Linked DNA regions of Homo sapiens: regions 1 and 3 are each linked to region 2. Evidence: chromatin contacts called from ENCODE Hi-C data. All regions are on one chromosome and are shown on one strand. The core of a region is the stretch at or near the end of the contact, and the rest is flanking DNA. Distances in the headings are between cores, read along the strand shown.

Region 1 (2,700 bases), core at 151-2,650, 1.2 Mb before region 2:
TGGGATTAAACTGTTCCACCTCAGCTCGTCAGACATTAGATTCTCATAAGGAGTGTGCAGCTTCTATCCCTCACATGCACAGTGGGGTTCACACTCCTATGAGAATCTAGTGCCCTGCTGCCATTGATGTGATGGGAGGCGGAGCTCAGGTGGTAATGCTCTGCCTGCCTGCCACTTACCTCCTCCTGGGCAGCCCAGTTCCTAACAGACCATAGCTCCATATCAGTCCATGGCTCAGGGGTTGGGGACTCCTGATCTAGAAGGTATGAGCATGATAATATCCTTTTGAATTCATTCATATACCGAAAGCATATTATATGGCAGCTACTGTTTCAAATACATGGCACAGGATCCCCCACATCCATGTCTTTTCTATATGATTCTAAACTCACTGAACAGACTTTTTGGCAGAGTGGCGGAGGCCTGCTCATCTGACTCCAAGGACTTCCCAGGGATTTTCAAAGTGGGCACAAGGACACAGAAGCAAGCCCTTTTCCAACAGTGGCAGCTACAGGGCAAGTGACTCAAGGGATGGCAGTCTTCATGTATCCCAGCTTTTCTGGAAAAGGAGAGCATAAAATGGACATTCAAAGTCAGCAAATACAAGAAATATGAAGACAACTCTCTGGTAGTTATGGAAGTACTGGGATCCTTCCAGTTTTTTTTCTTTTTAAATATTTCAATTTGTGTTTATGTCTCTTTAAATCAAAACATGCCTTATTTATGCAAGAGTCTGGTAGTAGGAAAGAAAAAGCACTGTATCTTGTAGTAAGTGCAATAACAGAGAAAAATCTAGGGCACTGTGGGAGTTTAGAAAATATTTCTCGACACCAGCATTGAGGAAAACAATATTTACTAGAGAGGTGTGCTAAGTTATTATTTTTGTTTTGTTTCTATGTGTATTTATTTGTTTCAACGTTTTGTAGAGAAAATCTGGAGTTGTGGGTGGCAAAGTATACAAGATAGGCATGCTAAGGGCTTTAGGAAGAGGAGGAAATTATCAAGATAAGCCAGAGTCAAGAAAATATGAAACACAAGAAAATTCATAGTGATTGACAATGGTAAGCAGAGGCTCATGTTGAAGAGTAAGAGGAAATAAGCCTTTAAGACACTGTATCTGAGTTCTTAGTTTTAAGCACTGTAGATAAGTATGTGCTGGATCAAGCAAAATGGCTCACTTCCTTGAAATATGGGGAAATAAATCTGTGTAAGGATGGCTGGTCCAGCTGGTTTCCTGCCAATTCTTGGATGGGTCATCCTAGTCCAGAGTATCATGGAAAATTGTTCACACAGCTTGACTGATTGCTTTAAGGGTTTACACTTGTCTCAACTCAGAAATCCAAGCTCTCCCAGGACTGTTCTAACGGCAGTTCTAAAAGCCTCTTTGGTGTGTTGGAGGCCAGGTAGAGGTGAAGCTTCGCAGTGCTTGGACGTATACTCAACCATACGGAGAATATCAGCCTGTAGCAGGTAAATAAGAGCCCAGCACAGAAGAAAAGGCAGAGCTACAAGAAGACAGTGCCACATTATTTTCATTGGAATCTATGTACGCATCTATGCCTGAGGTAAGATCCACCTCATCCTTCTGAAATACCGTATTTTGATCAATTTGGCTCCATGGGGCTTCTGTTACTTGCAATGTAAAACTATACCAATTATACTCTGAAGCTAGAAAGTGTTTCTCCTATTGGATAAGTGCAATTCATGTTATAAAATTGATTTCTGATTTAAGAGCTAGGAGACAACACACATAACGTGCACCTGCTTACGTTGTGTCATAGATGAGAAAATTGAGAAATAAAGCAGGTAAGTAGCTTTCCCCATACAAGTTGAATTGGTATCAGAGAAATCCCTTCATTAGCAATTGGTAGGTATTCTATTTCACAAGTGTATACATGTGCCATTAACTATGCATGATTGCATATGTACATATATATGCACACATGCAAGTATATAAAAGGCAAAATTGTGTACTGTATATGTTTGTTATATAGTATGTTCAGACACACATATATAAAACCTAATGTAATTAGTACTATCTATCGACAATGACTTACTTGACTTCAGAGTGGTTACTTTGTACAGTGAGAACAGAGTAAATATATGTGGACTTTGGAATCACTAGGTATAGCTCGTTGGCCTGAAATGACACCAGGGCAGAGAGGGGCTTATTTCAGGGTAGAAGATCCAAATATATCACTTTATCTATTGCTCGTTTCAATAATTTAAATGTTGTTATTTCTTTGTTTCTTTAGGTATATGTTTCCATTTTACTTTTAGGATGACACACCAAGGTCTAGGCAATTGCTTAAGCTCGTTACTCAGGATGCCGTATCACTGCTGGCTAGAATATTTCTTTGGCAAGTCTTGTTACCATGTCCACCAACTTTATATAGCATACTTCGTTCAGATTTGGAAGCACTGTTACTGTTTTTTTTCCTCATTTAAGCAGCTTATGATTAGGGAGGCTGACAAGAATTTAACATGAGTAAGCCTCTGGCAGTGAGAACAGAACTTCTTAACGCTCAGCAGTTAGCACCAAAGACATCAGCACTTGACAATGGAATTAAACTGTCCTTTGACAACAAGAGTTTATGATGACAATCTATCTAATTGTTCTTTCTCCCAAAAATATAGAAAACTGTCCTGTCCTAGCTGCACAAGGAAGGAATAAAGAATATAAAAATCTTATTATGCTTC
Region 2 (2,700 bases), core at 21-2,520:
AAGTGATATATAGAAAATGGAAGTGAGGTACAGAAACAGCTGGATTGGTTACAGCTCGGCGTTTGCCTGATTTGAACACAGTTCGAACAGTTGGCTACATTTGATTGGCCAAAACTCGGTGATTGCCACAACTATAGGCTACCATCTGTTTATAGTTCATGATGTATAGAGAAACCTTTAGGCAGAACTTAAAATATGTAAGGAGGCAGCTTTAGGCTAAGCTTGATTTAACACTACCTATATGTGTTTAAATGTATGCATACATCTTCAGGTACGTATACAGCTATTTACATGAGAATAACCAACATATAACCTGTGGTGTCAATTTTTATTTTCTTCTACATGCTATTTTCCAGAAAATAGAAATATGTACAATATTTCTATATATAATAGAATAATATGTGACTTCAGGTCTACAATAGTACATACATAAAGCAGCTTCAGAGGCTGACTTGTACAATGACGTTTGATGACTGCCTGTTCCTATGTGGCGGGGGGTCGGTGGAGGTGGAGCAATGGACATTTAACTTGGTTCTCTTTTCTGCCCTAGGTCATGGCCTCGCATCAATAGTGCCACAGGTGAGTCGGGGCTCTCTGTCACCTAAGTGGTGGGAATGTCAGCATGGGTCTGTTGGGCTGTTATTTCCATTCTTTTTTGTTTTTATTTCAATAAAACTATGGCCTATTTGAAATGACATTAGCTAGTAATGCCATTCCTTCCAGTTGCCCCAGGGTACAGCCTGATCTGTGACTGTCCAAAGCTTTGGAGGCTGGGTGGCTGGATGGGAATCCTGGCTCTCTACTTAGCTGTGCAGCTTTGCATGAAGCACAGATCTTTCTGAGCCTGAGTTCCTTCATCTGTGCAATGGGTATAAGTCTACCTCAGTGCCAGTCTTATGGTGACTCACTAGTATTCACTCAACTAAATTCCATATAATTGGTTACCCCCAAAACATGAGTGGAAAGAATGAATGGTTCAAAAGCCACCTTTGATGCCTCTCCTGTATCTCTCTTCATAGCCTATTTTCTGGTACTACGCACTTAACAGGAGCCCATTAAAGTTTGAGAAAAAGCATGTAGTATTCACTGGGGAGGGTTATTATTTCAGGGAAAGTCCCACAGAACTTCCCTAGAAAGCTGGTGTCTAGATAGAATGACTGGAATGAGGCAGAAAAATGGAGACATTGTCCAGAGGAAACACCAAAGAAGCGATGGAGTCATAAGGAGTTATGTAATCAGCAAAGGCATTTGAAAGTTTCACTATAGAGCATGTGGGAGTACAAAACCAGCACTCAGCATGTCCCACCCAGCAGCTGGGAGAACTGGGCAAAAGCAAAAGTGAAAGTGGGAAATACGAGTTCACACAGGGAGAGAGCACCCAGCCTTAATCCCTCTACAGAAAAAGTTTTCATTCAACTTCCCAGTCAGGCCTAAACAAGATTGTCTTCTCTCAAGGTAGATGATACCAAATTGTGTTGGGGTCTTTAGTATCAAATGCACCTCTCCACCTACCTGCACCTCTCACCCCTCCCATCCTGCACTGGCATCCTGGAGGGAAGAGAATATTCTAAGGGGGTGGTACCTGGGAATGAAGTGGCTTGTCTGATGTGCTTGGTGACCGGTGAATCATAAAGCACACAGGTAAAATACAGCAGCCAGCTCCAACTACCTGTATCCTCTTCCTCCCATCTTGCTCCCCACCTTGGTTAAGGCACAGAGAAATGGGCAGATGGGCACTCCGTTTCCTTGACAGCAATCTAGAGACACCAGCAGGAAAAAGAAAACAAATCGAAACCCCACAAAAGTCCATTGATATAAAGTCGCCCAGGCCTGCTCATACACACTCGAACCTACACCTTACCGGAAAGAAACACTTAGCAGCAAATTATGACATTCCCAGTCTGTTCAAAATAACAGCCCAGACCAGGCACGGTGACTCACACCTGTAGTCCCAGCACTTTGGGAGGCCAAAGCAGGCGGATCACAAGGTCAGGAGTTTGAGACAAGCCTGGCCAATATGGTGAAACACTATCTCTACTAAAAATACTAAAATTATCTGGGCATGATGGTGGGCACCTGTAGTCCCAGCTACTTGGGAGGCTGAGGCAGGACAGTCACTTGAACCCGGGAGATGGAGGTTGCAGGGAGCCCAGATCACCCCACTGCACTCCAGCCTGGGCGCTGTGGACGACAGAGCAAGACTCCGTCTCAAAAAAGAAAAAAAAAGAGAGAGAGAGAAAGAAATAACAGCCCAGCAGACCTATGCATACTTATGAATCAGCCTAGGCATACTTATGAACCACTACAAATGTCTACCAAAGAATAGCAGACCTGATCTAATTAAGATATGCATGAGGATTTACAAAAAAGACTGTGCGTGACGGTGGCTTGATAACATTCCCAGATCCTTCAAGTTGTTTCTGATTTTTGACGATGGGATCATTTGAAAACAGGAGAGGGCGTTCATGCGAGAAAATACTAGGAAGCCATTAAAATGATGATGTTGAAGCACATTCATTGCCATGGATATGTTGATAGCATGTGATTTTGTGAAAAAGCAGGTAAAAAATAGGGTACAAGGAGTGATTGTATATTTATAAGCTATATATCTATGATGTGAGGTGTGTGTGATTGTGTGTGTGTCTGTGTATGTGTATGAGTGACTTGACTATAATCAAATATTTGTATATTTGGATTATT
Region 3 (2,700 bases), core at 85-2,584, 1.0 Mb before region 2:
TCTTAAGTTATTCTCTCTGATTTCAGGGTGGTTGATCTTGCCTTCCCCATGTGCCCACACTTTTCTATTCACTGGTCGAGGAAACAAGGATCACCTACTTGGTTTTCCTGTTTAATCCATCAAATGATCCCGAAAGGTTGATGCTTTTGTCTCTATTGCCTGACATGATGCTGTGTCTTCATATGATTTTCATCTGGAATTTGAAACTCAGAGAAAATTGTCACAGCAAAGGCAGACACACACAACTCTGTGTCTTTCTGTCTTCAGGACCAATATGCTTTCCATAAAGTACCCCACCCCTCCTGAAACTAAGCCAGGGGCTGATCTCATTTTTTCAAACCTTTTCTGTTACCACCCTCCACCAAGCCCAGTTCCACTCTCCGATGAGGTTCAGTGCACAGCGGTCATTTGGCAGCACATTCCCATGGACTGAATGACCCATGCATTATGGGAAACACACTAAGCTCGGAAGAAAGGCTTTTTCCTCCTTTTCCTTAATTCTTGGCGCCTGCACTTTCACAATTCCTGCTTGGAAGGACATGAGTCCAAGAAGGTCGGCATCTGTCCTTCTATGCCGGGGCCACCTGGGGCTTGCCTGAATGGCCCAGGCCCACTGGGTTTGAGAGGCAGGAAATTACTGCCTACGGGGTCAACTTGGACCTTCACAGAAAAAATAGCTGACATTGTTCTGACCATGGGGAATAATATCTACAAATAGCCTAATGTTGTTTGAAGGAACAATAGCAGCACAAATTACTGCTTCCCCCTGACTCCCACCCCACCAAACAGATAGGGCTTCACTTGCTACGAGCAACAAGCTCGAGTGTTTCAGTTGGTGTAAGGAACATTTAACAAGTGAAACACCCTGGATTCTATATGTGCCTTCCATGTCCCCACGTTCTCAGACCGATATGTTTTATATATGGGCAAGAGCAGAGATTTTGGTGTTGGAAAGAACTGTGTTCAAATACCAGCTCTATCACTGAATAGATGCAAGCCTTGAAAATGTATTGTAAACATTCTCGAGTTTCTATAATCAGGAGGCACTCTAGTGGAGGCATTGCCTGGTCTTTACTCTGTACCCAGAAGCTGTGTGATTCTAAGAAAAGCATTTCTATCACTCACTGTGAGGGAGTTCCAGGGTTCTTCTCAGTACTGTGCCAGAGAGAGCCTTCAGCTGACCAAATGCCTACAGTTATCAGAGATAGAAGGACACCTATGGTGCAAGCTGAGGTTTGTTGGCACAGGCACAGGCCTCCTGACACACCTAAGAAGCATGCTTCACTTTCATGAGCCCCTGGCAAAGTCACCTCGAGAGAACAGGAACATGAGTTAGTCAATCTTCCTCTCCATCTGATGTAGCCTGCGTGTCACCAGGACACATCCCTGAAAGGAGAAGGCTATGCAATACACTGACTTGTAGTGAATAGGAAGTGGGAGGCTGCCTAGGGGTCTGGACTCAGAGGATAAAGATCTTAGGACACAGAAGCTCAAGGAGGTCAGCTTGGCCAATTATAATTTAAAGTCAAAGGTGAGGTGTGGTCTATCCTTTAGCCAAGAGATTATCTTCTCTGTGTCCCTCAATTTTATTATTTTGAATAAATAGTATTTACCTCTGCAGATGGTGCTTATGAAGTATGTGATATAATCATTAACGTTTCTTCCAAATCTTTCTGCTATAGAAATTTCACGGGCTGATTGTAAAAAGAGGCAGAATATCCTGCCAAGGTGTAGCCTGTGTTGGTAATATGTCAGGCTAGCCTCAGTTTTCTCATCTGTAGAATGGTAATGAAATTATAATATTCATGGCAAGTATTAAATGAGACTGGTTGTAGAAAAGTGCTTTGTAAATTATAAAGAACATAGAATATTAGTTGTTTCTTTTTTCTTTTTGTTGTTTTATTTTGTCTCATTTTCTTTTTCCCCAGTCTTTCTGTCCTAATTCCCACAGGACAGACACACTGCGTCAAAGATGGTAGTGGCTGCAGCTTTCAGAAACACACTCTCTGTGAAAGTCCACTTGGGCAGGCAGGGGGAGCTACTTGCAAATAGCATTAGGAAGCAAGTTCCAAACAGTAGGTCTAATGTTACTCTTCAGGTAACTCTCAGCAAGCAGGAGATTTGGAGTTGGTTTGGCAACTGGATCAAGATAGACTTGGCAACCTAGTTTATATTACTTCAGCAAACACAGGTTGTATAATGTTTTAAAAGGCCACTTGGTACGTTGTCAGAATTCGTTTAATAATATACTTTACGATATTTATTTTTTCCAGTGTGTGTCAGGCAGCATGCTAAGCATTTGGAGTATAGGGGTAGGCAAGACTGAAACCATCCTTTCCCTAACACAACTAGCATAGAATTACAAAATACAAAAAAACTACAAAAAGGTAAGATAAAAGTTTATTGTGGGTGTATATTATTGTCCAGGGATATTTTCTTGCAACCCTACCATTCCATGAATTTTGAATGTGTATGATCTCCCTCCTATCTCCAGCATTTCAGATGTACAGCAGGAACCAGAATATGTTAGGTTTACATAGGTGTATATTGTTTTCTCCTGAATCAATTGAAATTCCTTTGTGATGATGAGCTAGGGAGACAAGAAACACCTAGGACTTCCAGTTTCTCTCTTTCCTTGTTCAATCAGGAGCCCGGACAATAATGGATCTCAATACACAAAGGGAAGCAGAAAGATAAAGA

The links. A loop is a pair of places that touch in the nucleus more often than their neighbours do. Pooled maps may share reads with other maps.
Region 1: a loop to region 2 is called in a map of mammary epithelial cell, with 8 times the contacts of the local background. The contact joins the promoter of LINC02360 here to the enhancer-like site in region 2. A Hi-C loop is called at or near these places in 3 of 168 maps with a recorded cell type or tissue (mammary epithelial cell, naive thymus-derived CD4-positive, alpha-beta T cell and posterior vena cava) and 8 of 50 pooled maps.
Region 3: a loop to region 2 is called in a map of naive thymus-derived CD4-positive, alpha-beta T cell, with 30 times the contacts of the local background. The contact joins two enhancer-like sites. A Hi-C loop is called at or near these places in 11 of 168 maps with a recorded cell type or tissue (B cell, CD4-positive, alpha-beta memory T cell, CD8-positive, alpha-beta T cell and 8 more), 7 of 37 single-sample maps with no recorded cell type and 23 of 50 pooled maps.

The regions. Positions count from the first base shown.
Region 1 is chr4:11,768,168-11,770,867 of GRCh38, reverse strand. LINC02360 (long intergenic non-protein coding RNA 2360) reads left to right here and starts at 1,400. Exons shown (of 4, transcript NR_146995.1): 1 at 1,400-1,565. It overlaps LOC107986178 (a long non-coding RNA gene), which reads right to left. Exons shown (of 5, transcript NR_188483.1): 3 at 393-559; 4 at 180-256.
Region 2 is chr4:10,582,806-10,585,505 of GRCh38, reverse strand. CLNK (cytokine dependent hematopoietic cell linker) reads left to right here. Exons shown (of 19, transcript NM_052964.4): 4 at 551-579. Among named protein-coding and RNA genes, the nearest start is that of CLNK, 100 kb to the left of the region's middle. Within about 2 kb of position 1,270, at least 4 of the 41 ENCODE cell types and tissues checked have a DNase peak (open chromatin) inside an H3K27ac peak, as active enhancers do.
Region 3 is chr4:11,623,210-11,625,909 of GRCh38, reverse strand. The region is part of intron 2 of LOC107986178 (a long non-coding RNA gene); the gene reads right to left. Among named protein-coding and RNA genes, the nearest start is that of LINC02360, 140 kb to the left of the region's middle. Within about 2 kb of position 1,334, at least 8 of the 41 ENCODE cell types and tissues checked have a DNase peak (open chromatin) inside an H3K27ac peak, as active enhancers do.